Linked DNA regions of Mus musculus: region 1 is linked to region 2. Evidence: chromatin loops called from intact Hi-C (ENCODE). Cell type or tissue: heart. All regions are shown on one strand. Each heading gives the region's core, and the rest is flanking DNA. Links, peaks and the distances in the headings are about the cores only.

The links. A loop is a pair of places that touch in the nucleus more often than their neighbours do. Peaks named below come from ENCODE experiments on the same cell type or tissue, not always from the same donor. Only the 100,000 strongest peaks of a DNase experiment are listed, where the experiment ranks them.
Region 1: a loop joins it to region 2, with 2.7 times the contacts of the local background. A loop is called at or near these places in 2 of 42 quality-filtered maps.

The regions. Positions count from the first base shown.
Region 1 is chr2:167,880,378-167,895,968 of GRCm38, forward strand. No RefSeq gene overlaps it. Among named protein-coding and RNA genes, the nearest start is that of Gm33033, 11 kb to the left of the region's middle. In heart, for the core only: no CTCF peak of the experiment used is centred there; DNase peaks (open chromatin) are centred at 7,634, 7,704 and 11,734; H3K4me3 peaks cover 1,108 bases; H3K27ac peaks cover 4,932 bases.
Region 2 is chr2:167,824,302-167,839,892 of GRCm38, forward strand. Gm32685 (a long non-coding RNA gene) reads left to right here and starts at 11,812. Exons shown (of 3, transcript XR_375285.3): 1 at 11,812-12,176; 2 at 12,438-12,683; 3 at 13,994-14,663. Gm32747 (a long non-coding RNA gene) reads right to left here. Exons shown (of 2, transcript XR_375286.2): 1 at 15,473-15,591; 2 at 14,917-15,130. In heart, for the core only: a CTCF peak has its summit at 9,491; DNase peaks (open chromatin) are centred at 6,990, 9,510, 10,470, 12,540 and 2 weaker places; H3K4me3 peaks cover 538 bases; H3K27ac peaks cover 4,709 bases.

The DNA of each region.
Region 1 (15,591 bases), core at 3,781-11,780, 55 kb after region 2:
AACTTGTCCTCTGATCTCTACGTGTGTGCACGGAACATGCACACACCTGCCCATACGGATGCACGGTCACAAAACAAATTAAAGTGTGATTTTAAAAAAAGATGAAAGCAAATCTGTATACAAGTGAGATGTAATTTTTAAAAATAATTATTTATTCTGTGTGAGTGTATGAGTGTGTGTGTGTGTGTGTATGTGTGTATGTGTGTGTGTGTGTGTGTGTGTGTGTGTGTGTGTGTGCGTGAGTGTGCATGTGTGCATGGACATTGTGCATGGACAGATGCCCTTGGCTGTTGAGAACTGAACTCTGCTCCTCTGCAAGGACCATATGTGCTCCATGCTGCTGAGCCATGTCCTCTGCCTTATTTACATTTGTATTGGTCCTTCAGCCCACAGGGTTATTATCTCTGTACATTTGCATACCTACCCATCACACTTCATTAACATTTCTCTCTTCCCACACGTCTCTCCCCCACGTGCCTGAACCCAGTTATTTATCTTCACACAAACAGGTGAATAGTGAATAAATATTTGACACCACAGGGCAGAGGACATCTTCAGGGTTGACTAATATTCTGATTCTATAATCACCACAACTGAGCATTCGGCTATTTTTCAAGGTCTCGTAGTCTCTAAAAATTCAAACAAAAGTTTGGTCTCTTTAAGGTATCCAAAAGCTCTCTAAAAGTTTAAATTGTCCTCTAAAATATTCAAAGTTTCTCGAAAATTCCAAAATCCCTTAACTGTGGGCCCTGGACATTTTTTAAAAAGAAAAAGATGATAAAACACATGCCTTTGTCTTCTGAGCGGAAAGAACCAGGACACAGCCGTAGTCATTGAAGCCAAACCAAAAATCAGCAAAGAGTTCAGCATTTGCTGCCTGGGACCCTCTAGCAGTCTTCCGAGGAACGTGGGCAACAACACCTCTCTGGCCTCGCCATCCAAAACACACTGCTGCTATCCCAGACTCAGGCCAGGTCCACTCCACCGGTGCTGCTGTCCTTAGTGTCATCCCATGGAGCTGACACCTCCAAAATGCTGGGGTCTCCTGTAACAGTCTCCTCCCAGATTAAAATATTCCATCCTTCAGGGAGTTCCTCAAGCAGGGAGGTCAACAACAAAAAAGTAGTTCAAGAACTCCCTGAAGCTGAGCAGACTCACTAGGCCCTGCCCTGCCAGAGTAAGCAGAGCCCAACTGCAAAGAAGACTCAGACCAGATTAGCTGCCTGGAAGACACAGAAACTGGCTGAGCTGACTGCCAGCCAGGCTGCTAGAAGAGATCAGCTGAGACACCTGAGAGGACACTCTCCAACCTGTTGAGCTGCTTGCAGGCTGTGCAGTGGGTTCCAGGTTAACAGCTTTGTGAGCTGTCACCCGTGCTGAGTGGGCTTTGGTGATGTAGTTGTCTTTGAGTCATTCCTGCTCCTGTGAGTAACCTTTCACCCATGTAAGTGACCCCAGTAAAGCTCATTGGTTCATCAGGTTGGACTCTGGTGGCACTGTACTTTGGCCTGATGTAGGTGAGCAGACGTGTGTGTTGTGTCTTCCCAGAAAAAGTTTTGTGACACAGCAAGTGTCCACAACAACTGGGCTGCACCTTTATCATCAGCCTCTCTTCAGGGACTGTCACCCTATCACATGGTGCCTGGCCTCTGCGCCTCTCTGTGAGCCTTTCAATCATGGGGCTTCTGCTGTAGCTGAGGGTAGCCCTTTACCAATGGTCTCTCCAAGCCCTGCCACCCAGTGTCAAGCCTGAGCTTCTCTCCATGACCCCTTCATGACTTTAAAACTAGTGCAAATTGGGAACTTCGTACACATGACCAAGGGCCGCACAAGGTACAACCTTTGCTCCTCTGGACCACAGCTTTTGTGTGCTGACCTTGAGGAAACACTTCCCAGAAGACTTTTGCCTTGATGATGGCAATCTCTTAAGCATGGTTGATCTCTCAGCTCCAGCTGACCAGCATAATTTGTCCCAGCCAAGCATTAATTTAAATGATCTTGTCCCCTATTAATCACAGAAACTCAGATTAATAATTCAAAATATCACATAAATGGCCCTGAAGGAGTCGTGGCTTCCATCTGAAACTTCACAGGCCAGGCCCTCCACCATTTATATTTCTCCCATGACTCTCCTCTTCTAGGCTCCTACAGAACATCCCATCTGAGCACTTGACAGCTTTTCCAGCTCAAAGTTCAGATCCCAACACAATCCTCCCCCAAACACATAGTCAGCTCTGTCATAGTGAAACCCCACTCCTGGTACCAGTTGTCTTAAGGGTTTTATTGCTACCGTGAAACACTATAACTAAATCAAGTTGCGGGTGAGGAAAAGGGCTGATTTCCCCATAGAGTGAAGAAAGGAAGGAAGGAAGTCAGGCAGGACGTCAAGGCAAGAGCTGCTGCAGAGACCATGAAGGGGTGCTCTTTTCTGGCTTGTTCTCATGGTTTGCTCGGCCATCTTTCTTACAGCACCAATGTCACCAGACCAGGGACAGCTCTGCCCACAGTGATCTGGTCCCTCCCCTATTAGTCACTAATTAAGAGACTGTTCTCCAGACTTACCTGCAGGCTCATCTTATAGAGGAATTTTCTCAGTTGAGATTCCCTAATGGAAAATGATGCTACTTTGTGTCAGGTTGGCATAAAACTATCCAGCATGCCACTTCACACACATGTGATACAAAAGGCAGAAGCCTTCTTAAGGCCATTCCAAGAATGATTTTTTTTTCTAACAGAAAGTTAACAAGTTTCTGTTTATCAAGACAGGGCTTCACTATGCTGTTCTGGCTGGCCTGGAACTTGCTACATATACCAGACTGGCTTCACATGCGTGCGATTAAAGGCATGTACCACCATGCCTGGCTTTTCAAATGATTTTTTTTTAAATAAAAAACCATGTCAGCAACTCAGACAGTAATTTTAAAAATTAAAACATTCTAACATGTATAACCGAAGATACAGTGATTCACACCTGCTGGGGTTCAGCGACTCAGACAGTAATTTTAAAAATTAAAACATGTTAACATGTACATTCGAAGACAATGATTCACACCTGCTGGGGGTTAATGGTAGGAAAATATTAGAAGCCTTTGCTTTCTCTAATTAAATTGTTGTCTCTATGGGAGCAGAAGTGTTGTCTGTGGACTGAAAATGTGCCTGTCAGCAGCACTCGTCTCTGGGTCGGGTCGGGGCTGAGTGCTTTGGGCAGTGTCAATGGCACTGTGTGGCATGGTGGCAGGTGAAGCCCAGTCAGCACGCAGAACTGGGGCTGCAGACAAGTCACGTGGTGCTACAGCGAGTGCCACCAGAGACACCTGACTCATTAAGTCCCTGACTTTAAATTAAGCTTTGGTTTATGTGCTCAGAAACCCCTACCGTTGCTCAATCTTTCTACCCCTACATTATCCCATATATGCCACCCATTTAAACAGTGTGTGTGTGTGTTTGTGAGTGTGTGTGTGTGTGTGTGTGTGTTTATGTGTCTAGACCAGGAGGCATCGGCAGGTGGGTCTCTGTGAGCTTAAAGGCAACTTGGTCTGCATAGCTAGTTCCAAGACAGCCACTGGGAGATTCTATCTAAATTGTTTGCTTGTTTGTTTTAAAGTGGAGAGCAATTGAAGTCTATCGACATCAACATACGTACAGATACGGGCAGGCACACACGCCTCCAAAAAAAAAAAAAAAAAAAAAGCAGGAGGGCGAGGGGCATTCTTAACCTTCCCAGGCCCACCAGGGACACCTTGTTTATGTGGCTTATGTCTAGTGTGTCCCCTCTGTAAGCAGTACTGACTCTTACATCCAGATTTGTCCCCCAGGTGCAGGCTGTCACAGCAAAGGACCATGAGCATCTGACTCAGCCTGTGGTGAGGTCTGCGTGCTGCTGCTGTGGCCTGAAGAGCAAGAGGGAGCTGGGCAGGCCTGGGATCCACACATACACACCCATGATCCACACATACACACCCGTGATACACACACACACACACACACACACACACACACACACACTTGTGATCCACACATACACACCCGTGATACGCACATACACACTCGTGATCCACACACACCTGTGATCCACACATACACACCCGTCACACACACACACACACACACACACACACACACACACACACACACACACACACACTTGTGATCCACACATACACACCCGTGATACGCACATACACACTCGTGATCCACACACACCTGTGATCCACACATACACACCCGTCTCACACACACACACACACACACCTGTGATCCACACATATGCACATACAGGAAGCAGAGGCAGAAGAATTGCTATGAGTTTGAAGGTATCCTAGGTGAGAGAGAGAGAGAGAGAAAGAAAGAGAGAGAGAGACCTTGTCTTAAAAAAGATGGCCACGTGGCTGTAAGAGCATGGTCCCCACAGAGCCAAGGAGAAATATTGCAAGTTCAATGTCAATACAAGGCTGGAGTTCGGGGTTTTCCCTGCTGTGCAACCTGGAAGCCTCCTGACTTGAACCTCTGCACTTTGGGATGCTGTACCCTCCATCCAGGCTGTCTGTCCTTCCTTCCATCTGCCTCTCACCCTCCCAGCCTTCCATCCCCCTCAACTCCCTTTCCTTCCTCCCCACAGCGGATAAGTGGGTTCTGCAGTCATTGTCTTTGCTGTTGTGTGACCCTAGCTTCCCCAAAGGGCACCGAGTGCCAGAAATGATAGAGCAGCCCCCACACCCGTGCACCCAGACACTGTTCCCAGCCCTCGTCATGGAGAGGAGGAGGCACTGCGGCTCACCCCCACTTAGCAGACAGTGACACTGAGAGCCAGCAGATGAAGCCTCAGCCGGGGCTCAGTCCTGGATGCTGCATCCATACACTTAGCAGCGGTGGAACCTGGAGCCTCCTGTCTAAGGCTTCGTTGTACCCCGGCTCATCTTGTCGTGTAAGATAGCATATCCTGAGCACTCCGTGTGGCAGTCACACACACATACACACACGATTTGATCTTGGGTCTTTGTTTCTGTTTGGGTTCAGATTTGGGGTTCTGAGATAGTATCTCTCACTAGGGAGCCCAGGCTAGCCTCAAGCGCAGGACTTTGCTGCCTCAGCTTTCTGAGTGCTTGCACGTCAAGTGCGCACCACACTCAGCTCACCTGGTGTTGCTGGAGCCACCTGCAGTATCTTCCTCTCCCCACCCCACCCCCATCAGCCTGGGGCCAGCAAGATGGCTCAGCAAGAACTCACCCCCCTCATCCCCAATAATGACTTTAAAAAATTAAAACATAATAGCATTGTTGACAAAGAATCCAAAGAGAAAAATCCACTTTCTAAATTGTGCAATTCAGGGTTTTCTGGCCTTCACGAAGCTGTGAAGCCACCACCACCACCCCCCCCCCTCCCGCCTCCTTCCTCTTCCCGTAAAGGGATCCCACCGCACAGGGCCTCTTCTGCCTTTATCGTGGAAAGTGGAAAGTGGTTCACGCAGCAACCAGCCCTTTGTTCCTTTTTGTGGCTGTATAGCACTCCCTTGTAGGAACTGATCACATTTTGGTTTTCCTTTCGTTGTTTGATGGACATTTGTTTTTACATTAATATATAGTTTTCTCGAATATAGATATCCAGGAATTCAATCATAGAAAAATTCAACTGTATTTGTGTGTGTGTGTGTGGTGTGTGGTGTGTACACGTGGGAGCTGGGGGGCTGAACACAGCATTCTGTGCGTGCTAAGTAATCTACCGCTGAGCCACATCCCTAGCCCTCCTCCTTTTTATTTTGAAACAGGATAAGCAGACTTGCACTCACTCTAAAAAATGAGGCAGGGCTTGACCTTGTGATCCTCCTGCCTCAGCCTCCCCAGCAGCCGGGATGACAGGCCTGTGACAGTAGAAGGGGCTCCCATTTAGCCCTTTGAGGCTCTGTGCAGCCATTCTCCCTTAGAGACCCTGCTGCTGCACCCTGCACACTGCTGCAAGCTCCCTCTGCCCCAGTTGCTACCACAGTTGTCTCTGCTGAACCCCACAAACCTGGTGAGGCACTAAGAGTCCACACCGGGGGAACACCCACTGTGGCTTCCATTTCTGCTGAGTTCTAACTAGGGCTTGAGTTCAGACCTGTGGGTGGTAACCTTAGAGGACTTTCTAGGGAGCAAGACAGGGGCTCTGGAATGTTCTGTGTTCATCTGGGGGCGGATTGCACAAGTGTGTACACTTGGTGAGGATTCATCCCCGTCTGTAGGATGTGTGTCTGAAGACATTTTTAATGAGCTGCTCTCAGGGTGTAGTAGCTGTGCTGATCGGGTGCACAGCTCACGTTTCTGCCACGAGGGGCACTTGTATGTATCTCAAGAACAGGAAGCAGCACCAAGAACCTTGTTTCAGAGCCTGGCTCAGTCACTGCTGAGTATGGGACCTTGGGCCAGTTGGTCACTTCTCCTCTTGAGCCTCAGTTTCCTGCCCTGTCTCTGTTTGGTTCCTCGCTTCATAGAACCCTCAGAAGTTTCCAAGAGACGGGGTCTGGGGGGATGGCTTGTTGGGTAAGAAGACCAGAGTTCAATTCCCAGAGGCCACATACAACATAAAAGCTAAGTGTGGGTTCCAGAAGTGTGTGACCCCAGGGCTGGGGAGGCGGAGACAGACCTGTGAACCCCTGAGGCTCACTGGGCAGACAGCCTAGCCTACTCAGTAGCTCCAGGCAGGGAGAGACCCCACCACACACACAAACAACAAGGTCAGGACTGGAGAGGTGGCTTGATGTCTAAGAGCAGCCAGGTTCAGCTCCCAGCACATACATGGCTCATAACCAGCTGTGACTCCAGCCCCAGGAGATCCAGCGTCCTCTTCCAGCCTCCTTAGACTCTGCATATGTGTGCTATGCATTCACAAAGATTCAAAGTGGGGGAAAAAATCAGCTGACGTGGTGATAAATGCCTTTAGCCAGGTGGATCTCTGTGAATCTGAGGCCAGCCTGATCTGTAAAGCAAGCTCCAGGCCAACCAGGGCTACATTGTGAGACCTTGTCTGAAAAAAAAAAAAAATCTAAAAATAAATAACTAAACGAAAAGGGTGGAAGGTATCTAAGGACTGGCAGCTGAGGCTGTTCTCTGGCCCACACTAGACACACAAGTGAGCATACAGAAACCACGTTTTAAAACAGGGAGATTATAAAGCACGAGGGAACTCAGAAAGAATTGCTTGCATACAGCACATTTCCCCAGAAGCAGAGGGGGAGGTGGGGGGCCAGGTCTAGGATTCCACTTGAGGTAGACAGACCTTGAAGACCCAGAGCTCTGGACCTTTGCGACCGAAACCCCGCCCATCTTTTGCTCTATTGGTCGGTTACCTGCAACCTCCCCCAGGTTCCTATCACCTCTTCCTATACGATCTCATTGGTGCAGTTGCTCAAAAGGCTCAAGGGACGGGAGTTTGTGTCCTTCTGACTCCGGCCCCCCAGATAGCTCTAGGTGCTTCCACACATCTCTATGCAGGCTGCAGGGGATGTGTCCCGCTCAGTCCCGTTTACCAAGGGTCCGATGACAAGATTGCTGCCTTGCCACCCGAGTCTGTCCTGGAGACTTTTCCTATTATTAACCGTCCTTTGCTTGGGGAGTGGGACCTGTGCTGTTTATGTATCTGTCCCCTACGATGGCTCAGAGCCACTTAGGTCAGCTGTAGATTCAGAGTCTACCCGAGATAAGATCGCCCTTCCCTAAGCTCCTCCCCTTTCCGAGCCCCGCCTTCTGCTGGCTGTGTTTGGGCTTTTACAGACTTTTTTTTTTCAAATTGACTTTGGCTTCTTGGCCTGAACTCTGAAGTGCTTGCTGATAAGATACGAGCTTGGCTGAGGCTGAGGGGCTGAGAGAGAGGGAAGGCAGGGAGCACAGGGGGCAGGAGAGGCGGGGCTTGGAGACGAAGTACCTAGTAACTGTGGGCAGTGGGCTGTGTGTCCTTGGTGGTGGGTCACGGTCTGCCTTAGGAGGAAAAGAAGTTGGTGGTGGCCACACCCCAGCCGTGGGCCCCCAGTTTCTCACTACCTCCTAGGGCAGCTAGATCAAACATGTGGCCATCTTTGCAGCTTCCCGAGCTAAACCAGACCCTCTGGGCAAGTTAGAGCAACGTCCCACAGGTCTGAAGGCATAGCCCAAAGAGATTTGCACCCTTCTGGCAAAGAAGCTGATTCCACGAGTACCCACATGGCGTGGTAGGCCGAATGTCACTATTTCAACCGTGCGGATATACATCCATGGTCAACTCTTTGTGGTGTTTGCCTGCTAGACAGTGATCTGGGCTAGAACAGGGGACTAAACCCATCCAGAGGGCTGAGAGAGAAGGATGCTGGACTGGGGAAGGGCTCCGTTGGTAGTGCGAATGGTCAGCTTGCTCAACATGCAAGGCTGATTCCATCCCTGGTGTGGCATAAACCAAGCACAGTGGTGCTGTGTGGATCTCAGCACTCCGCAAGCTGGAACCGGAGAGTCAGAACTTTAAAGTCACCCTTGCTGGCCTGGGTTTCATGAGGCTCTGTCACCAAAAATGTGCTTGTGATCTGGTGTGTAGGTGGACAGGTAGGTAGCAGGTCAGAGCAGGGGACACTGCAAGGCCTCCCCAGGCATGTCAGGTCCTGCTTGAACTCTCTGGCTCCCCAGGAAATCTAAAACGCTGAAGGCCACCACCCAGTCCTGCCCCTCCCTAGCCAGAGTCCAGAGCGCTGGTCTCTGCCTGCTGCCCTCACCTCCCACCTCCCACTCACGTCAGCTCCTCCTCCCGGATGCTCCAAACGATCCAGGTCCCTCTTCCAGAGGATCATCTGTAGCCACAGCCTCCCTGACCAAGCTCCGGTTTGCATGAATGGCCAGGATGGCCAGAGCCCAGGCTCTGTGGGTGACCCAGTAGTATCCCATGCTACCTCAGTTCCCCCATCTGGAGAGCAGGCAGTGATAGTACATATGTCACATCGGGATGGGAGGAAGATGACAGTTAACACACATGTTTAGAGGTGCCAGGCATCAGTCAGCGCCATTATTACACCCGGCTCCCCATCCCACCCCCCAAAGCCTCAACACGGTTCACTTCACATCTGGCAGACAAACTAAAGTGACCCCCAGATATGTTCATGAAGATGATTAGGGGAAGGAGGGCCTGGGACAGAAAAACCCCACAGGACTAACACACACACACACACACACACACACACACACACACACACACACACACACAAACATGCGCGCGGGCGCGCCTCAGGAGCCTGGCTTGGAGGAAGAAAACAACACTATCTTGTTTTCCTGTGGTCGCAGCGGAAGGGATGAAACAAGAAATTTTTTCCCTCTCTCACGTTTGATGTGTTTTCCTAATGTCCTCCAGAAGCAGTTTCTATTGAAATGGGAACTTCAATCACAGCGGATCCAGCAACGAATGGGCCATGGCCTCCCTTTCTGTCGCTGTTCCCACACGGGGGCCAGAAGTGGTGGGTCCCTTCAGAGTGATGAAGGAGATGGGGAGGCAGTGCTGGGGCATGGGGCTTGGTGCTAGACAGTCACAAGCTGACCCCAGAGCTTTGGGGTGTTCTGATACCACCCCACAAAAAGCCTGCTGAGACCATTTGAGAGCAAAGTCCTCAGCTGGGCCTCCCTGGTCACCATCCCTGCCCCCAGGTGTCTGGATGTGCTTTGTTGGCTTTCTGTGCAACCCTGTCAAAGGCGACATTATGAAGTGCCCAGTGGTCCCAAGGGAGCTGAATAGAGGAGCCCCCTGGTGATAGAGCCAGCCTCTGTCTCGCTTCTCCATTTACGCCTTTGCCCTGTGATTTCTGCCATGTTTTGAAGCATGCAGATGGGACCTCGTGACTTTGGACTTTCCTTCCTGTAGAACTGTGGGCCAAGATAACCCACAGTTACTTAACAGCTACCAGGCCTCCAGGATTTTGTCACAGCAATGGAAAATGGAAAAGGCAGCCTGTGACACAGAAGGAAAACAGGCTCCAACATTTAAGAGTTCGCCCGTGACAGCTGACAGATAGAATCGGAGTGGAACGCCGTTTGGTTCTATCTTTGTCTCTGGTTTTCTTCTCATGTCCGAGGGACTGCACGATGGCCTTCTGGAGGACAGGAATTGGATACTGGCCTTCACCGTGACCCGAGGACGTGGCCTAGGGTTTGGTAGACAAAAAGAACCCATGAGGACAGTGTGGGGACCAAACTGACGGGTAGATGACGGGTGAGAGAGTGGATGAAGGATGGATTGATGAAGGATGGGCAGATAGGGGAAGGGCAGATGGTTGATGGGCGGGGGTGTGTGTGTGTGTGTATGTGTGTGTATAGTGAGTGGGTAGATGGTGTGTGGGTGGTGGAAGGGTGAGTGGATAGTGGGTGATGGATGAGTGGGTGGGTAGATGTGTGGATGATGGGTGGGGGTGGATGATGGGTGGGGGGTGTTGGGTGGGTGGGGGTGGGGAGGTAGATGGTGGGTAGGTGGGTGAGTAGGTGGAAGGACAGGTGAATGACAGATTAGTAGACAATAGAAGGGTGGGACACCCATGACAAGTAGAAGAAACCATTGCTGAGTGGCAGAGGAGAACACGTCTGTCCCTGGCGACTGTCCCTGTGTCCTGGGGAAGTCTGTGGTCCGGCAGCTCTCAGCAGCAGCAGGCTCCAGTTGTGAGCTGTCTTCCCGGAGTTTTAATTTCTTAATGAACTCCCATTAAACATTAGGAAACTCACATGAAAGTGTTTATAGATTTTCTTGCAAAACTGAATCAGAAACAATGATCTTGGCCCCAGGGGACCCCCACTCCCCATCTCCCAGGCACCAGTGTTCTCCTCATAACAAAACCATAGGGGAAATGAAACTCTGCTTCTAAACCTGGCTTTCATCAAAAGTGGGAAACTGAGTCAGGCGTGGGGCTCACACCTGGAATTCCAACATGCAGGAAGCTGGAAGACTTTGAGGACAGCCTCTGCTACACAGTGAGATCCTGACTCAAAACACCAAAACGACAACACGAGGAAATGACAGCAGGGGCCTGCAAGAGAGCTCAGTGGTTAAGGGGCTTGCTGCCAAATCTGACTGCGTGAGTTCTATCCCCAGAGCCCATATGGGAAAAGAGAGAACCGGTTCCATACAACTGTCCTCTGACCTCTACATACACAATAAACAGATGTAAAAAGAAAAGAAGACTAACAATAAGGGTGTGTTTTGTATGAGTGGAGGAGGTGATTAAAGTGAGAGGCATGAATGAATGCTGCGTGTTTCTCTGCTGGCCACGGGGCATAGTGGTCAGGGGCGCAGACACTGAAGCTGGGTGGGCAGGTTCCGAACCTCTCTGAGCTTCCACCCTCTGTTATCACCATGGTGTCTGGCGCCCATCCTTGCCTCGCAGGCCACTGGTCTGTCCTTGTGTGTGAAGCAGAGCCAGAGTTGAATTCTGTCCCCTACGTGACCTGTGCAAAAGAAATTCTCATCTGCGGGGGCATGCGCTGCCCTCCCACGGGGCACACGGGAAAGTCTAGAGACGGCTTGGACTCTATTTCAGTGGGAAGAGCTACCACTGTTAAACTCCCTGCTGGGTGCAGGACAGCCCCATCCCCAGAGAAAGATGACGGCCTCAGGAAAGCATGTCCCCAGCTGAGCTGGGCCACACAGCTCTGCAACCCTGAAGTCCCTGTAGGGAAGTGAAGGCCGAAGGAGCTGCCCATGTGTGACAGGAGATAGTCGCTCTGCCCCGAGCCACCCCAGCTAGCAGAGACTCTGCCTGGAGGGAGTCTGTTCCTGGCCCTACTCACCAGGCAAGGAACGTGTCTCCAGCGCCTCTCAGTGGCCAGGACCTTGAACTACAGATATTTCCGGCGGAGGGTACAGAGTGGGACCCCTCTCGGTTCACCAAGGCTGTTCCTCAGGCAGAAGGGTCACAGTGGGTAATGGCAGAAGTAGCAAAGAAATATGGATATGGAGTTGAGCCCTCTGTCACTCAGCAGCCATGAGACCTTAGGTGAAACCTTTCTCCTCTGAGCTTCGGTTTGCCCATCTGTAAAATGGAGCTGGAGCGGGTGGTTGGTCTTGTTGGCAGGATCTTCTTAAGATCGCATGGAGGGCCGGGCGTGGTGGCGCACGCCTTTAATTCCAGTACTCGGGAGGCAGAGGCAGGCGGATTTCTGAGTTCGAGGCCAGCCTGGTTTACAGAGTGAGTTCCAGGACAGCCAGGGCTATACCGAGAAACCCTGTCTCGAAACAAAAACAAAAAAACCCAAACAAACAAACAAAAAGACCCCGTGGAGGGTGGTGTGGATCAGATGCTGTGTTCGTCAGACGGCGTGCAGGGTGGTGTGGATCAGATGCTGTGTTCGTCAGACCCCGTGGAGGGTGGTGTGGATCAGATGCTGTGTTCGTCAGGGCGACTTGTCGTGGTCCATCTTGCTATGTCCTCAAGGATGACCTTGGACTTCTGACTTTCCTGTTACACCACTAAAAATCCTTAAACAGACAATAAATAAGTTTAGTGCAAAGGCACACTTAGAGAAGAGAGGGTGAACCGCCATGGCCCGTGAGGGTTCTGTCTTTGTTTCATACATATGCTTAAAACATGTACATTGCTAACATATGTGATGCCAAACTCTGCACTCCCTCAGCCCTAGTAAAGACCCCCCCAGCCCCGAGTAAACACACACCTGTCATGTCAGCCCTTGGGCTACAGAGCAAGCTCCTGTCTTAAAATAAACATTTAAGAAGCAATCCTGCCAAGCCGTCAGAAATACAACTGTTCGCTAGAAGTAGAGAAATAGGGAAAACAAACGAATAAACAAAACACTCGCCTCTCTACAGAAAAGCAAGGCAAATGGCCCACACATGCATCTCTTAGAGAGTATGTTTTCAAATTTATTTGGCCGGGAAGGGGCATGTGCAGGCCATGGTGTGTGTGTGTGTGTGTGTGTGTGTGTGTGTGTGTGTTGTCAAATGAGTCTGTTCTCTCCTTCCACCATACAGGTCCAGGGAATCGAACTCAAGTCATCAGGCTTGGTGGCAAGCTGCTTCACCCGTTGAGCCGCCTCACTGATCCTGGACACGCACTTTAAAACTCAAGCCCTAACATAAAATGATGAGTGCTCCAGGCTAGACCTTGTGGACAGTTATGTCCTCTACTGGCCAGGTGGAGATAGAGCCTGACTGTAGTGGGCCCGGGCTCCAGGCAGGAAAAACCAGGGCCTCCCTGGCATCTGGGCTGAATGTCTCTGAGTAGGTTCAACCTTAAACATTTAGACAATCATTGTGGAAGTTTCAAAAGCCTGTGTCCTGTGACGGACAGCAGAGTCTCTAGGAGTGCATCAGAGGGAACAGAGCAGTGGCTTGAGCGCACAGGCGATAATTGTGTGGTGTTTATTAGCTACAAAGCTTAGAAACAGCTATGGCCAGGCACCCATCGAGGTTCAAGTTTATGTTCGCACTGTGGAATGTGTGAAGCACGTTTTCCTGGTGTTGGTCTGGAGGGATCACCAAGGTGCATTGTTAAGAGGGGGAAAAAGAAAACAAACTTGCTCAGAACAGGGTGTGGAGCAACAGGGAGGACAGGAATCTGCTCACGTGCCTAGCACCTACCTCCTGGCTCTCTCAGCAACAATCCCTGAGACACAGTGACCACGAGGGTTTGCAGGAGGGGAGGTGGAGGAGAGGTACCGGGTCTGGCAGTCAGCAGACGCAGAGAACAACCCACTCTCTTTAGGCAGCCGAGTCCTAGCCCTCTAACTCAGTCTAGGGTAGAGTTGTGACTCTACACGTAGGAGCCATGCACTACAAAGTCAACACCCCCCCACCCTGGTCTCAGTTTCCTATTACAACATTTTCCCATATGTGTTCATTTCTTAGCTGATTTATTTTAAGATTAAAAGATTACGCCAGGCATGGTGGTGCATGCCTTTAATCCCAGCACTCAGGAGGCAGAGGCAAGAGGATCTCTGTGAGTTCGAGGTCAGTCTGGTCTACAAATCGGCAGGTTCCAGCACAGCCAGGGCTGTTGCACAGAGAAACCTTGTCTGGAAAAACCAGAAGAAGAAGAAAAAAACAATTTTAAAGAAATGACATTCTTTTATTTATTTATTTATTTGTGTGTATGTATGTATGCACACTCACACCACAGCATGTTTGTGAAGGTCAGCTTGCAGAAGCAGTCTCTTTCTACCATGTGTATCCCTGGGATCAAGTTTGTCCAGGTTGGCAGCAAGCACCTTTACCTACTGAGCTATCTTGCCAGCCCATGAAGATTTCAAAGAGAAATAAGAATAACATCATTGTCAGGAAGGCACTGCCTCAAGACCTGAGAGTGGGTAGTTTTCCTCCTCTTCCTCCTTCTCCTCTCCTCCCCCCTCCCCCTCCCCCCTCCCCCTCCTCCTCCTTCTCCTCTTCCTCCTCCTTGGAGCCAAGGATGTCTTCTATGAAGATCAAGCTGACCTTCAACTCTTGATTCTCATGCCTCAACCTCCTAGAGATTTCTAAATCAAAATAATAATGATTTTCAAAGTAGAGTTAAGTGACTAAAAAAAAACAACAACAAACTTTTGAAGTCTCCCAGGTGTTTGTTTGTTTGTTTTTGCCTAGTGTCTGTCTGAGACGGAGTACCTATTAAAATAACATGGATCCTACTGCCTCCTGCTGGGTGTCAGAACTCTTCGTGTGTCTGACTCAGTCCGAGGTGGAATTCTGTCTCCCATTTACTAGCTGGGACCCCTGAGGCTCTACAACTCCCTCAACCTCACTTCCCATCTATACAACACGAGGCGCGTAGAAATGCTGGGCGGCTCGTGAGCATCAAGGCTTCAGAAGCAACCTAACCTGGGAGACCGACCGACTGGATGAGCTTGGTTCAAACAGTGCGTCACCGGCTCCCTGGTACCCGCCCGCTCAGCAGCGCCTTCCGACCGCTGGGAAGGGGCGACACCTGGCGGGCGCGCCTGGAACTGCTCATGGACCGCAGTATCGTTCCGCAAATGCCCACCCGATCGATGTTCGTTCACGCGGGAACTTCGGGTGGGCCCAGCTCAGGGCGCACACCACAGCACACTCACTCACTCACTCACTCACTCACTCACTCACTCACTCACTCACTCACTCACTCACTCTCACTCACTCACTCACTCACTCACTCACTCTCACACACACTCGCATGGGAAGAGGGGCTGAGAAGCTCCCCCGCCCACTTCTCCTAGGGAATGTCTGAGGTTCCCGGGCCTGATAAGGATAGATCCCTGCAAGTGAACAAGGCTGATCCAATGAAGACATAACACTACAACAGGCCAAGAGCCCGGCTCCCATCGCAGACCATGTAGTAGATGGCGTGGCACAGGAGATTTTTACTAGGTGAGCTGAACTTCTGAACAGGATCTTCGGAAGCCATCCTTGGGTCTGACTCTTTTCTCTCTGTAGCAGCAATGGCTTGATGGAGTTGTGCTCCTGAGTCTGCGGCTGAACAGGGGTGGATGACACACAAACAGACGTGGCCCATCCCAGGACCAGCCAGTCATACAGTGGGTGTGGGTGCTCTTCTGTGACCCCAACATTTCAGAGGCTGAGGCTGAAGGGCCAGGAAGGAGTTCTAGGACAGCTACCAGCACCCCTAACAAGCTGCTGAGA
Region 2 (15,591 bases), core at 4,716-12,715:
AAAGACAAGGCTGGCTACCTCTGCTCGCCTGTCTCCTCCCATGAGCCGCACTCCCCCTGAGACTTCTCATTATATCACGGGTCTAATTCCCAATCAGTCATCAATAGGGAAGGAAAATGTCTCAGACTGGCTTATGCCTGCAGCAACCTGCTTGGGGGCGAGGGTAAAGACGCCCTGGACATACAGGCTGACAACCACGGAGCAAAACTGAGCCCTGCTAGGAAAGAAGGCATGGGCAGGAAGGGTCGTGGGCACAATTCCGGGCAACCATTAGGGGCATTAAGGGTAGACGTGGCAAACTCCAGCCATGTACAGTCCTCCCTAGAGGAGGACCACTGCTGCCATAGGCCAGAGAGTCTCTCAGCGCATCAGGATCTAAGCTTCAGGATTCTCATGTGGATAGCCCACGGCCGGTGACCTCACACTCAGCAAGTCCTGAGAGCACACCCACCCCATCTGTCAATCACTGTGCCTGAACCCCACCTCCCCTTCCCAGACCTTGGTAAGTAATCTGGCTGACATTTGGCCTTTCATGGCCTGTGCCGTCCCCTCTGTCTAGAGCCCTCCTGCTCTGTCCTGTCTCCTTGCTCAGAGAAGCACCTCTAACCCCACTGCTGCACAAAGGCCTCTGCTACCCCTTGAGCCATTGAACTGGTCTGGGTGAGCGCACAGCTCAGCCCACCTCCCTGTGGACTCTACCAGACTCAAAGGGGGAGGGGGAGGGGAGAGGAAGGGGGAAGGGGAGAGTTTATCATCTTTGTCATCATCATTATTGTTGTTGTTATTGCTTTAATCTCTTTGAAGGAATGAATGGATGCAGGCTGGAGGTGTGTCTCAGTGGGCAGAGCACCTGCCTGACACACCTTCAGTCCTGGATTTGACCCTGGGCACCCCATAAGCCAGTTATGATGGTTACACCCAGTCATTCCAGGGGGGGTCAAAAGTTTGAGGTCACCCTGACTACACAGCCAGTAAAGACCAACTTGGGCTAGAAAGAAAACAGGGGAGTGGGGTGAGGGGCCTGCCCACTACTCTGTAGTCGGAACACTCTTTCCAAGAGACGACTCTAACTGTGGTATTCTCCTGTCTACAGTCCCCATGGATCCGGTTACCCTCAAGGCTAAGCCCAGGGCCTTAAGTGGCTTTCCCAGGCCACTGGAGGGGCTGCCACACACCTGGCTGCAGCTCCCCTATCCTTGAACACCTCACTCTGTGCCCCAGAGCCTCATGTTCTCCCTGCTCCTGGGCTTGGCTATGCTCTGTGCTTCTCCTGGGAATCCAGCTTCTCTCCTTCCATCTGCTCTGCCAACCTCTACCCACAGCTTCACACAGGTTCCAAATGGCTACGCTGGCCCTGTCACTCCTTCATTCCAGTCAGTGGGAAGTGAGAGTCCCGTTTATTTACAGAACTGTGGGAAGAAGCAGCTGAGGGCAGGCCCCAGACCAGTTCTATACACGTGACCTTTTGTCCTGGACACCTTACCCGGAAGACTCTGAGGCCCAGTGAGATGCGTGTAGCCGGGGGCAGTGGGGCTCATTCATCTGGCTGGCAACATCAGCACCATCCTGAGTGACACTCCTCCTGACAGGGACTCACTCAGAGACAGGACAGAGTCCTGTCCAACATGGACCCCACTCCAGCTGCCTGGCCCCAGACCTGCACATTTTCTACCCTGAGGGAGGGCTCCCCTGTTTTGCTGAATCCCCCCCCACACACACACTCCCCACCCCCAGCTAGGTCCCTCTGCCCTGGTCTCTATCAGGAAATCTCCTTACTGTCCCTAAAATGCCACAGCCTGACCCCAGGTGTCTCCCATCCTGAGTGCTGCTCAGCTGACTTGGCAGGGATACACAGGACAGTGTTCCAGATCCTTCCTCCCTCCGCCCTTCATCCAGAAAACCGTAATTCTGTAACGGGGCTTGTGTGCCTCTTCCTCCATTGGGTTCAAAGCCCATCGTGGGCAAGAGAGACAGGGTTGCAATAGAGGACCATCCCCATGTTGGCCACACCCACACTAGCACTGAACAATTGATCCCATTTCACAGCTGAGAAAACCAAGTCTCAGAGACTCAAGGCCCCTCTAAGCCCATACTAAGAGATGGGGTCAAGTTTTGGATTCGAGGCCAGATCTCAGAATGAGATAAATACTAGACTGCCAGGAAAAGGAAGGATTCTGAATTTGGCCATGGAGGCTACGGTGTTCATGTATGTCCATTCGTGCTCTTCAACTTGGGTGACTGTGTCCCTAGGGCATGTTTACTGCTGTCCACAGACATCTGTGGCCATCGTGATGAGGGAGGCCCCTGCTCCTGGGACCTAGCATACAGAGGCCCCTGCGGTGCCCATGGACCCTTGGAGTGAGGGACTTGACTGCCTGATCGTGAGCCAAAATTCTGAGTCCCACCTCCAAGGCAGTGAGGTTAGGCTTCGCCGAAGCCGGAGTTTCAGAACGATTTCTATCAAAATTAGAGAACAGCAATAAAACCAGAAAAGGAACCAAGTAACTCGGGGAAGTAACAGTGGCCCCATCATAAGAGGCAAGTGAGAGGTGAGAGATCAAAGCCACACACAGCCACGGAGAATCGGAGAATCGGTGTGCTCGGCACAGGGGCTCCGTTGAGAGGCCATCCTTAATTTATAGGAAAGTGCCAGGCTACAGAGGGGGATACACGAGAGGCTCCCTAGGCTGTGTGATGTTAACAGTGAAGACTCTGGCAGGAGAAAAGCCGTAACTGTTCAGGGACCAGGGAGGAAAGACTGGCACAGCCCTCTGTGATGTGAGGTAAGCTGACGTGGATCTGCTCCAGAAAACTGTCATGGGGTGAAGCTTAAAAGCCAGCTGCAGAACCAGGTGACGTGGGACAAGCCCCAGACAGACACCACTGCGTCCTCCACTGTCCCTCCCTCAGCACAGGACCCTGATTTTGAAACCACCACCTTCTCAGTATCCTCCCAGCCATGAGGATGTTCTGGGTGGCAGTCGGTAAGATGGGGAAGCCCCCAGGTGGGACTCTAAAGAAGCCACCTGTCTCTCCCAGGGAGTGCTCCCTGTTCAGCCTTGATTAGCATCCCTGCTGGGGTAGGAGCAAATACCAAGCAGGGAAATGGCCCTCCAGGCGAGCTTGAAGTTGACATACCCAAGTGGGTCATCGGTGACAGCCCTGAGCATGTCCACCAGCTGGGACCTGTCCCCACACAAACACAGGCCTCTCAGATGTGACGAGCACTTGTCTGCACAAGCCTCTGGGGGCCGGTCCATTTTCCTTGTGGCCAAATACTGTCCCCGCCATGTGGTAAACACATGCCTCCGTGTCCCCAGCCCTCCAGGACAGAATTACATCCAAGAACTGGCAATGCAGCTAAAGGCTTTTTCAAAACAAGATTTTTTTTCCAGAAGATATTTATTATTTTTGCATTTATATGTGAATGTGTGCGCGCCTATGGGCATTTATGAGTACCACCTGAATGCAGATCCCTCTGGAGGTCAGAAGAGGGCATTGGGTGCCCCCTCCCTAAGCTGGACTTACAGGAGGCAGTGAACTACCCAAGAGGGATGCTGGGAACAAACTCAGGTTGTGGAAGAGCCATGCATGCTTTAATGCTTGGCTAGGTCCTCAGCCACACAGGCACAGGCTTTGGAAATACATTGGGAACGCTGGGCGTGGTGGCAAGCGCCTTTTACCCCATGATTCAGGAGGCAGAGGTAGGCAGATCTCTGTGAGTTCAAGACCAGCTAGGGCTACATAGTGAAACCAGGCAGGGTGTGTGTGTGTGTGTGTGTGTGTGTGTGTGTGTGAGGCTGTGGGGGGGGGGGACGGTGGTGGAAAGAACATGCAGTATACAGCCCACCGCCCAGGCAGCACCCTCCTGGACACTACATTCTCAATTCACCCATGGATTAGTCCCCTTTCCTTCTGACCCAAGCCCACAGGCCAAAGGGCACCTAGAGGGCACCCCAGCCAGCTGTGAAGAGCTAGGATGGTAGAATAGGGAGAAGGGAGGCTCCACCTCACAGGAGAGAGGCCTTGAACCAGGAAGGGAGGCTGTGGGCCGTGCAGATGGCCTCATGAGGCAGCCTCTGTCCCTGTCCTCCCGCACAGACATGCGATGCCCCCCCTCCCCCGGGGAGGTGGCCTGGCCACTGTCCCTGTTGTCTGTCCTTTTCCCAGAAGTGGGAGGCCGGCTCCCTTTATCTCCAGGCCAAAGTCCCCCCTCCCCCCAGGGAAGAGAAGGAATGTCACCTGTCATCATGGGGCTGGTGAGTCACCTCCTGCTGGCTGGGGGCTACAGTCTGCCAGAACACTGCCTCCTGCCTCTCAGCTCCTGGGGGAGGGGGTGAGATTCTTACTCTGAAAATGGCCAATGATACCTCTCATCTGGAGTGAAGGATTCTGGCTTTCCTGTCCTTACCTAGTGACTTAAGGTGGCCATGGCTCTTTCTTTGGCCCCAGTCACACACTTGACACATACATTCTGCTCGTGCTAGCCAAGTTCAGGGCACTGGGTATGTACCAAGAGGGACACAGGAGGCTGCCTTGCTCCAGAACGACAGCGGGACCAGGTTGGAAATCAGCCTGATAGTGAGACCACCTGCCCGTGTTCTCTGTGTCTTGGCTTGGGAGTAACCTGGGGAAGGGACAGGCAATGCTGTTGTACAGGTCCTGGAAATGTCACCTGGAAATGCCTCAGACTGGCAGTCACAGAGAAGGACGGCGGTTGTTCAGGGAAGGTTCTGCACAGAGGGCTGGCACGTGCAAAGGCCCTGAGGCTGCAGAGACTGCTTGATGCTGACCTAGGAGCAGGGCAGCATAGTGCAGCAGATTCTCCCTGGCTGTGACTATTGCCTCTCTCTTTGTCTAGAGGTGAGAAAGGAAACACCCAGGTCATCCAGCTCGCGTGCAGTCCTCCAGGCTCCACCCTTGATCTGATCTCCAGTTCTTGGCCTTGGCTTGATGGCGCTGGATCCTGTAGTCACTAGGTCAGGTGGTGGAGATGGAATGGAGGTGACTCCAGAGTGGGCAGTGCTAGAGGCCAGGGGACACTGCTGCAGTGAATGACCATTGGGATTATCCGGGCTTTTGCCTCTCCTGGAGATGCATTTTTTCACCTCTGTGCCTCAGTTTCCCCAACTGTGGAAGGAGATGATACAGGGTGATGAGAAGCCTGAAGTGGTTAGTCTGTGAAAAGTCCTAGGAACTCAGTTAAGTGCCTACCACGTGCAGGCCGAAGCTCTTGCTTGGTTGCTCCAAGTTCAGGGCCTGCCCGTGTATGCATTGTCTTTGGGGACCTGATGTCCCTTAGCTCTCATGTGTGTCTGTGTCTCTCATTCATCTGCCCAGAGTGGACAGTTTGTCAGTCCATATTAAGATGGTGGTGCCTGACCTAAAGTCTCAAATGACACTAATAGTGACCATTGTGGGTCCCTAAGAGGGGCCACTGGGGAGCCAGGGAGTCACTGTAGCCCAGGGCTCAGACAAGTGTGTAACTTCCTTACCAGTGTGCCACATGGCCCCAACAAGGGACAAAGGGACTGAGTATGTGGCAAAGGTTCTCACAGGCCTGTGCAGTTGACAGTGGGACACCACATGACTGACCTGGGCTTTTGTAGTCAGCTGGGATTGCATAGGAACTCAGGGAAGAGTGGGGTGGGGGTGGGGAGTGCTTTGAGCTCCACATTAGGAAATATCTCTGCTCAGTCCTGTTAGAATCCATCAGAACAAATCCACATAGCTTGTCTCATTCATTACATTCAGCTTTAGTTTTTTTGGTGTTTTCTTTTGTTTTGGTTTGGTTTGGTTTTGGACAGAGTTTTTATTGTAGCCCAGGATAGCCTGGAACTCTCAGAGATCCTCCTGACTTGAGACTACAGGCACAAGCATCACACCTTGCATTTCTGTTTTCTGAAAAAGCAAAAAGTTTGAGAATGGAGAACTCATTGGTTAAGAGGACATGTTGCTCTTGCAGAGGACCTGAGTTCTGGTCCCAGCACCCACATGATGGCTCACAACCACCAGTAACTCCAGTTCCTGGGGACCCATTTCCAAGGACTCCAAGGACACTATGTGCTTGGTACACAGACAGGCACGCAGGTAAAACGCCCAGGCACAGGAAAGAAAAGTAAACAAAAAACTAAAACAATGTTTTTTTTTCTATTTTGAGACAGGGTTTCTCTGTGTAGCCCTGGCTGTCCTGGAACTCTCTCTATAGACCAGGCTGGCCTCGAACTCACAGAGATCCACCTGCTTCTGCCTCCCAAGTTAAAAGCATGTGCCACCACCACCTGGTAGTAAGAAAACAAATTAAAAGGCAAAAGTTTTTATTGGTATCACACAAGACCCCTTTCCATCTGTCTTAGCGCCTACAGAAATCAAGCCCAGTGTTTTTTCTGCTTTGGAGCCTAAAGCCCAAGGAACACTTCAGACAACCCCTGGCTCAGGTGGAACCGGCTCTGCTCTTCCTTACCAGCTGTCCCAGGGTCACCACTCAGGCCTCAGGCCTCTGTCCAGTGTGGCTGATACAGCTGCATCGCTCTGTGTCCCCTGAGCCCAGCACACAAGGAAACATGGAGGCTATGGGTATTGGGGCTCACAGAGACCAATGAACCCCCATGCAAACACCAGGAGACAAGCCAGGACAGAGAGAGAGAGCTCAGGCTGGGAGTTTAGGGCCATGGGGACTCTGACCCAATCTGTCACCTGTCACATGGGACCATGGCTGTTCTGAGGATAGGTGACAGTTCCTGGCATACTCAGAATCTCACAGGTCCTGGCCCTGTGTTCTCAGTCGTCAGAAATGCTATGGTCAAAAAGCAAAGTGCTCCCAGGCCGTGCTCCCTCCAGGCCAGCGGTGGGACTGGGTCACAGCTCCCATGGCAGGGACAGATTGCTTCCTTCCTTTCTGTGAGGTGCCAAGCAGGTCCTAAACTGGCTGATGTCGGCAAGACTGCCGCCCACGGTGGGAGGAAGTGGGTAGGTGCCCAGGACAGCGCCAGCAGACATGCCCTGGGGCGGCCCAGTCAAGGATGACGTGCATATCGCACCGCTGTGATGAGCTGGGCCGAGTGCAGAGGTCAGGTCAAAGATGCACCAGAATCAGGGTGGGCGCTGGGGAGGTGCCCTGTGTCGCCGGTACTCAGGGTCACTCACAGTGCCCCGCAGAAGACAGGCAGACATCTCAGGAGGTGTGGTTGGGAAGGGCAGTGTGTGTGTGTGTGTGTGTGTGTGTGTGTGTGTGTGTGTGTGTGTGTGTGTACACTCAGGCAAAGGCACAGTACGATGGTTGAGTGTGTCTACATGTTTGGGCATGAGGTCTTTTTTGCTGGGGCGTGTTCGTGAGAAACTGGGTGTGTTTGTTTAATTGTGTGTGAATGTGAGTTTAGGTCTGGAGCTCTGGGTGGAAACGGGGGTATGTGGGGACAACATGTGTGTCCCTGCCTCGGGGGTCTACATGTGCAGCTGCTCCTGCACACATAAGCTGGACAGGCAGCCAGGTGATTACACCAATCAGCACCACATCCAGAAAGGCCCGGGAAGTGGGAGGGGCCAACACCTATTGGAGCACAGGTGACAGATGCTGACACTGGGTTGCCCTAACAGCATGGTGTGGCGTGGCATAGTGTGGTGTGGCCTGGCGTGGCGTGGTGTGGTGACCCTGTTACTGTCTTACTAGAAGCTTCCACAAGGGCTCAATCCTGGGGCAGTTGGAGGCTGACTCTTTTTGGTTTTTGGTTTTTCGAGACAGGGTTTCTCTGTGTAGCCCTGGCTGTCCTGGAACTCACTTTGTAGACCAGGCTGGCCTCGAACTCAGAAATCTGCCTGCCTCTGCCTCCCGAGTGCTGGGATTAAAGGCATGTGCCACCACGCTCAGCCGGAGGCTGACTCTTTTTTTTTTTTTTTTTTTTAAAGATTTATTTATTTATTCTATGTAAGTACACTGTAGCTGTCTTCAGACACTCCAGAAGAGGGAGTCAGATCTCGTTAGGGATGGTTGTGAGCCACCATGTGGTTGCTGGGATTTGAACTCCTGACCTTCGGAAGAGCAGTCGGGTGCTCTTACCCACTGAGCCATCTCACCAGCCCGAGGCTGACTCTTAATTCAGTCAGTGATAACAGCAATATTCATTCATGCCTTCATTCATTCACACATTCATTTGTTCACACATTCATTCATTCATTCATTCACACACTCTTTCATCCATTCACATAGTCATTCATTTGTTCATTCATTTATTCGTTCACACACTTTCATCTGTTCACGTATTCATTCATGCACTCATTCATTTGTTCACTCACTCATTCACTCACACACTCATTCATTCATTCACACATTCATTTGCACACTAGTTCATTCACTCACACACTCATTCGTTCATCCACACATTCATTTATTCACACTCATTCATTTGTTCACCCATTCTTTCATTTTTGCTCACTCCTCATTCGCTCATTCACTAACACATTCAGTGAGTCATTCAAACATTCATTTATTCACATTGGTCTACTCAGTCACTTATCAGCTAACTAGCTAATTCACACATTCCATCATTCATCTGTACATGCATCCACTAACGTATTCTTTCTTATTCATTCACGAATTCCTTCGCCCACTTGCTCGTTCACCACTACTTACAAAGATGCTCTTATGTTCTCAACGATTCTTGGTGCCAGGGCTGCAGCCCAGAGTGAGATGGAGAGAAGTCCCTCTGACAGGATGCTCACACGATGCCGGGCCCGTGTGGGACCCCAGCATGGAGCAGGATAGTCTGGTGGTAAGTGCTGTCCATAAAGGCAAAGGTAGAGGTGAACTGAGAACAACAGGTTGGCCCCTGTTCTCAGGAGGATTGGCCAGCCTTGATCATAATGAGACGTTTAAGCAGAGGCTAACGGTGTCAGGGAGCCAAGTGTATCCTAGGGAGAGTGTCCTAGCCAAGATCATGGCAAGCGCAATGGCCCTGTGGTGAGCCCAGGTTTGTAGTTCAAGAAGAAACAAGGCCAGCTCAGAAGATGAAGCAAAAGGTGTGGCTGGAGAGTCTGGACACATGATACTGAGGGTCTGAGGGGCAGGAGGGGGGTGCAGGGGGGACCAGGGGGTTCTTCTCTAGTTCACCTGTTGAGCAGAGCGGCTGCGTCACTCTGCAGCTGGGTCCCAGCTGCCCGCCCGCCAAGAGTCTGACTTCTTGGCAGCTCTCAACGAAGCCCCAGCAGAGCCAGGCTGGCTGTGGGGGCTCTGGGTCTTTCGGGTCCCTCCTGGTCCCCTTGTCCTGAGAGGTGGTAGGAGGTAGGTGATCCAGTGAAAGGATCAATACTGTCCAAGCTCCACAGGCTGCGTGTGCGGCCCCAGAGGACAATGCAGCTTCTCCCTTCGCCTTTTTATGAGCTGTGAAGGAGCTTGTCTGCTTGCACAATCGCCCCTTAATTGCCGTTTCCTCTCAGTTATGTCATGGATCGGTCACTCACGTTATTAAACTTCCCGGCCTTATCGTCTGGAGCAGCGCCAGCTGCCGGCCTGACCTAGTTTCTCACCCGGTTTGAAAGCCCTCCCTCAGCCTTAGGACTTTTCCTAAGGAGAGGGCTCTGCCCAGCTCCACTGCTAAAAATAAATTAGACCAAGGAGGGGGGACTTCAAGGGCCCCACGGAAGTCTCGAGGCCAGAGCCAGTGGCCCCAGGGTGATGACTGGGCCCTCCCTGCCTAGAGGTTCCCTTTGGAAGCCTGTTCTGTTCTGGGGACCCAGGGTTGCCACACAGACAAACTGTGGCATAAGGGAACCCCAGATCCCTCTTTTCTTGCTTGTGGGTACAAAGAGCGACTTTGAAGAAAGGGAACCCTGGTTTGAAGTGAAGCCTATCTTTGCCTCTGGTCACTTGTCCATCCATCCATCCATCCATCCATCCATCCATCCATCTATCCATCCATCTATCCACTCACACCACAGACTCTGCCCAGTGCCCAGTGTTGACATGTCTGAGACAGCCATGGCCCAGTCCTACCCATGTAGAAATCTGGTGGCAGAGAGATTTTGAAGTGAAAGCGGTAAAACTGGCCCTGTGGCAGGGAAGCTGAGCTAAGAACCAGCACCCACACAATGAGAGGAACCAGGCTCAGCATGCAAGCCAGGAGGCTGCCAGTGGGCAGAAAGAGGAGAGATGCTGGCTCCCCGACTCCTTTGTGATGAGCTGATACCTGGGTAAGGTCTGCCCACTCCTCGCTCAGGCACCTTGGTTGCGGAGTCTAGTCCTGGGCCTCGTGGAAAGCGAGTGAATCAGAAGTTTAAGCACGACACACAAAGATCCCAAGAAGTGGTGTGAGGCAGGGTGGGCCAGTGCCTCTTCTGCTCACTCTTTGTTCTTCGTGTGAGAAGGGGATTGGGGGTGGTAACTCCACCTTGGCCAGACAGAGATGCTGGCCCTGTGCCCCAGGGCACATGGCTGCTGCCAGGGGCTGGGCCTCTGCCCACAGTTTTCCAGAAGTGACGCCCTCCTGGCCAAACAGGCCTGGGCAGCGGAGGCGGAAGTTTTCATTCGGCTTATGCTGTGCGTGAGGCTGTTTATCTAACTTGGCTGGAGGCTGAGTCCTGGCCCTGCAAATACTCTCTCAGTTATGACACAAACAGAACGTGTTCACAGAAGAAATATTTGAAAAATGCAAATTGGCAAAAAAAAAAAAAAAGATTTTAAGTGATGGCAAAAGAAAAGGCGTGCAGGGGGTAAGGGGCGGAGCAAGGAGAAGGGAGGGAGAGGGAGAGGGGGCCAGGAATCTAACAAACAAGGGCTGTCACCTGAAGTGCGCCACATAGCAACAAATCAGTCATAGGCTGAGATCCCAGGGCAGGCCCCTCCCCATGGTTTAAGCTCAACGGTGTATTCATTTTCTGTAGTCAAGATGAAGTACTGACTGAGAGAGCACGGCAAACCAGAGAGATAAGAGATGTGGCTCTGTGTGTGTGTGTGTGTGTGTGTGTGTGTGTGTGTGTGTGTGTGTGTGTGTGCAAGCACGCACGCTCCAGGGAGTATCTGAGCATGGTGGTTTGAATGAGAATGACCCCCATCGGCTCATGTGTTTGAGTATTTGTTCCCCAGTTGGTGGAACTGTTTGGGAAGAATTAGGAGTGACCTTGCTGGAGGAGGTGTGGCCTTGCTGGAGGAGGTGTGGCCTTGTTGGAGGAGGTGTGACCTTGTTGGAGGAGGTGTGGCCTTGCTGGAGGAGGTGTGGCTTTGCTGGAGGAGGTGTGGCCTTGCTGGAGGAGGTGTGGTCTTGCTGGAGGAGGTGTGTCACTGTTCACTGTATGCTCTCTCTGCCTTCTACTTGTGGATCCAGATGTGAGCTCTCAGCTGTTCTTGCCTCTGTGCCTTTCCTCTACTATATGAACATTAACCCTCGGAAACTAGCATGGCGTCTCTTTACAGCAGCCAAAAAGTAATAGAAGTTGGTACCATGTGTGGTGACAGGCCTGATCATGTTTTGGGGAGGGATGTGGAAGACTTTGGGACTTTGAACTTGGAAACTGGTTGAACACTGTAAGCAAAGCTTCATGGGTCACACCAGTGGGGGCTTGAAAGTCAATAGTGCCGAGAACAGTGTAGATCGTGGAGACCATTCACATATTTATGTGACTGCCTCCTTGCCCTAAGAATCTGCCTAAGGCTAAACCAGACTAGGACATTACTACCACAGCAGCAGCGGTGCCACCACAATTGTCTTAGGTGGTTCATCGCTGTGAAGAGACACCGTAACTGTGGCAACTCTTTTTTTTTTTTTTTGGAGACAGGGTTTCTCATGAGTCTATGGGGTCCACTCCTATTCAAACCACCACAGCAATAGAAAAATTACTAAGACAGCGGTGCGCATGGTGTGCACATGCGCTTGTGTCCCTGGGATGAGGGGAGCTGCCTCTGATGACACCTGTGGGAAGACCCTGGCCTTGCAACATGCTGTGGGCTGGCAGAATGAACAGAGGTGGCTACTGACCCTTCTCAGTGTCCCCAACACTCTGAGGACAACAGCTGCAGCTCTCCATTCTGGGCCCATCACTCTCTGCGCATGCTGTCTGGAAGGCCAGCAAATGCTCTCTTTGGGCTCAGTGACTTCCAAACAGCTTAGAGACACCTAAGCAGGGGTGACAACAGGAGAGGACCCACTTCATGGTCACCTCCTTCTGTCAGGCCGCTCAGATTCCAGGTAATGCCTCAGTCACGATGGGCTTGGCCCACCTTAATGGGGGAATTTTTTGAAAAGCTTTGGCTTTTGAATAATCTTAATGCCCCTTACAAGTGAGGAGACAGAGGCCCCAAACAGGGGCTGAGAAGATGGTCCTAGCGTCAAGCAGCCCTGGGTTCCAATTCCCCTTCCCTGAACCCTCCAGAAATATAAACAAGCTTAAGAACTGTGAGTCAGGAACCCCTCACAGAGAACAAAAGCAGAGCCAATCCGACCCCTTAGGCAGGCCCTCAGACCGCAGTAAAGCAGCTTGCCTCTCTCAAGACACCTCCCCGTGGTCCCTCAAGCCCAAGCCTGGCTGTACTTCAGCTTCTGAAAGCCAGCTCACCACAGGACTCGACTGTTCTTGGAAACTGTCAAGTCCTGGAGAGATAAACACGACTCAAATGGCTTTGTCATGGAAGAAAAGCATCTCTCTCCAGAACCCTCAGGTGTCAACTGTGAGGGACACAGACACTGACTGCCCATGTGAGTGCTACTGTCCCCGGATCCAGGGACAGGCATGTGGGGCTGGCGGGGGTGGGGTGGGGTGGGGTGGGGATTGGATACCACAGCCACTCAGTCTGTTCCAGCTTTGGTTTGGCCATTCTGCTGTGTGGCTTCTGTCATCAGGGAGGCTCCAGGTTGCTCCGGAGCCATTCCCCAGCCTGTGGCCATCTACAGGGAGGAGGAAGGTGAGGGGCAGCCATGGGCCCTGGCAAACTTTTCTTCTCTTCACCAGGAGGCCCTCTCAGCCTCACCTGGACTGTGGCCACTCCCAGCTGTGTGCACCCATGCCACCACCCCCAAGCCTAAGAGGGATGAGGGGAGAGGTGCTGGTGGTCCTGGGCTTGCCACATTGGGCAGGGGGAATGTAGGAGGTGGGTGTGGAGCTAGGGTTGCTGGGATGGCAACTCAACGTAGCCATTGCTCACCACTTTATCTTTCCTTTCTGCCTCACCCCCTTCTCTCGTGGACTTCTGTCCTGATCCTTGTCTGTCCTGTCCTTGAGACAGGACAGGAGCCAATGTCCTTCAAACAGAAGAGGACCCCCACTTCTGGGATGAATCGGGCCGACTGAGGCAGGGCATGCCGTGTGACAGAGCTCTGCTCACTTGCTATGCCAGCCTTCCCACTCTGTGTGTCTGTCATCTCTGGCTGGAGGATGCTGCCTTAAGCCCCCCCTGAGCCCTCAGCTCTCCTGCAGATGAAGTCAATCTCAGTTTGGCAACCAGTACAGGCCTGAGGGGCTCCACCCCTTTACCCACTCTCCACTCTGAGGCCAGACGCTGCCTGGGTATGGTGGGCGTGGCTTTGCTCCCTGGTCCTTTCATCCTTCTCCGAGGACTTGTGCGCTATGGGCATATCTGTATCACACTGACTCTTGGTCACTGTGAGTCACTTGGCTGAGTGGCATTGCCTCCTTCTTCAGGGAGGGGGACCCCAGAGTCTGGGTACAGAGCAGTTGTTCCTGTCATGGCACCTTCTGTTCTTGGCTTTCCTCTACACACAAACACTGGGGTCCCTGGAGTTCTGCTCCCACCCCCACAAATTTTCCTCACCCTCTGGTTTCAGGCTACCTCAGCCATTCCCGAGTATCCATCAGTCACTTAGCCCTGCTAGCCCACAGACCTGTGTGCCCCACCCTAGCTGGTTGGCTGAGGTCAGCTGCCAATCAGGTGTACCTGGGATCCATCTGGACACCCCACAGAACCCCAGTTTTTTCTCCCACTCTGACCCTCAAACCCTCAGACCCAGTCCTCCCCCTGCGTCCCAGTGATGAGCATGCTTATCTACAGGGTTGCCCAGCCCAGACACAGGGTATCACCAAGTGCCCTGGTCCCTGGCCTCTACCATCCACCCATCATGGTGCTGTGATCATTGGGAAAGACCTTGGCCAAGCTCTTCCCGTTAGCTGGACCCAAGGATGGAGAATTACCATTTCCAGAGATGCCCCAGGGAGACCCCAAATCAAGACTCCACCACACCTTGCCACATCTCACAGAAACTATGGTGAGCGTCACTGAGCCGATCCACGTCCCCAGTTGTCCCCAGTCTGAAAGACTTCATGACTCTCATTGCCCTGGAGCCTAGTGGTGAACCCTGAGCTCTGACAGACAGCCTGGTGGAACTTCTATTCACCACATAACAAGACATAGTTGTGTTCATTCACACCGTGTGCCAGGTAGCACCCAGGTGCCGAGAGATCCCAGTTCCTGGGAACCGGGCTCAAAGGCAATACACAGGAATAAACTGGAAGTTTCTGGTTGAAGAAGTGCTTCAGAGAAGCGATGTGGGCCAGCGGCCTCTAGCAAAGGCCACCGTGTCATTTGAAGATCAGAGTTGGTCTCTGGTTAGAAGGGATTATGGGCTGGGGATGGGAGGGACAGCTCAGAGTATTCCCTGAGCAAGCCTGGGGAGCCAAGTTCGAATCCCAAGGACATCTATAGAGCCAGGCACAGTGTTGTGCCCCTGAAACCCCATTGCTCCTACAGAAAGATGAGAGACAGAGTCAGGAGGACCCCTGGGACCTCTCAGGCCAGCTATTCAGGAGAACACATCTGGGAACAATGCAAGACTCTGTCTCAAATCAGGCAGAAGGTGAGGACAGACACCTGGTGCTGTTCTCTGATCACACATATGCATATCCATACTAACACACACATGAGCAAGCACATCACATGAACACACACACAAAGATCAGGAGGAGGGCACAGAACACTTGGAATAAAGTCTGATGGGAGAAGGTGCAAAGGCCCGGAGGCAGGAAGGGCTTGGACGGAGGAGGGCATGATGGGAAGATGGCTTTGAGGTGGAGGGCCAACGTGCCCTGACAGGTTTCCACAGAATCCCTCTGGCTGCGGTGGATAACAGGCCGTGTGCAGCATGGGACAGAAGCAGGAAGTAGGGTTCGGCTTGCCTCAGACACTCCCGTCCTAGAGAGAACTCAAGGATGACTGGCAGTCTCAAAAAGCTCAGGAAAACCAAACAGGATTTTCAGGTTAAGCAGAGGAGGAGGGTGCCTCCCCTGGTCCCCGGTTCCCAGCCACTGCCTCCCCACGGCATCATGGATGCCGACAGTGATGCGTGCTGCCCCACCCTGTGCCCTGTGCCTGCTGTGCCCTGTGCCTGCTGTCTGGATATGTGCTCTTCACGGTGTGACACGCCAGCCACAGTGACTGAAGATGAAGATGTTTATGATTGTGGCTCCCCCCCCCGGCCCCCCTCCCGGAGCCTCCCCCAGAATGACTCTGGGGGAGTCCCTCTTACCCTTTTACCTCCGAAGAGCCAAACAGCTCCTGGTTCCTGCTGTGGCTTCTGCCTAGGCTCACTTATCTCATTCTCCAAAGGACAGCTTATTTATGCCTGTGGTTTGAGTCCCAAAACCTGTGACATC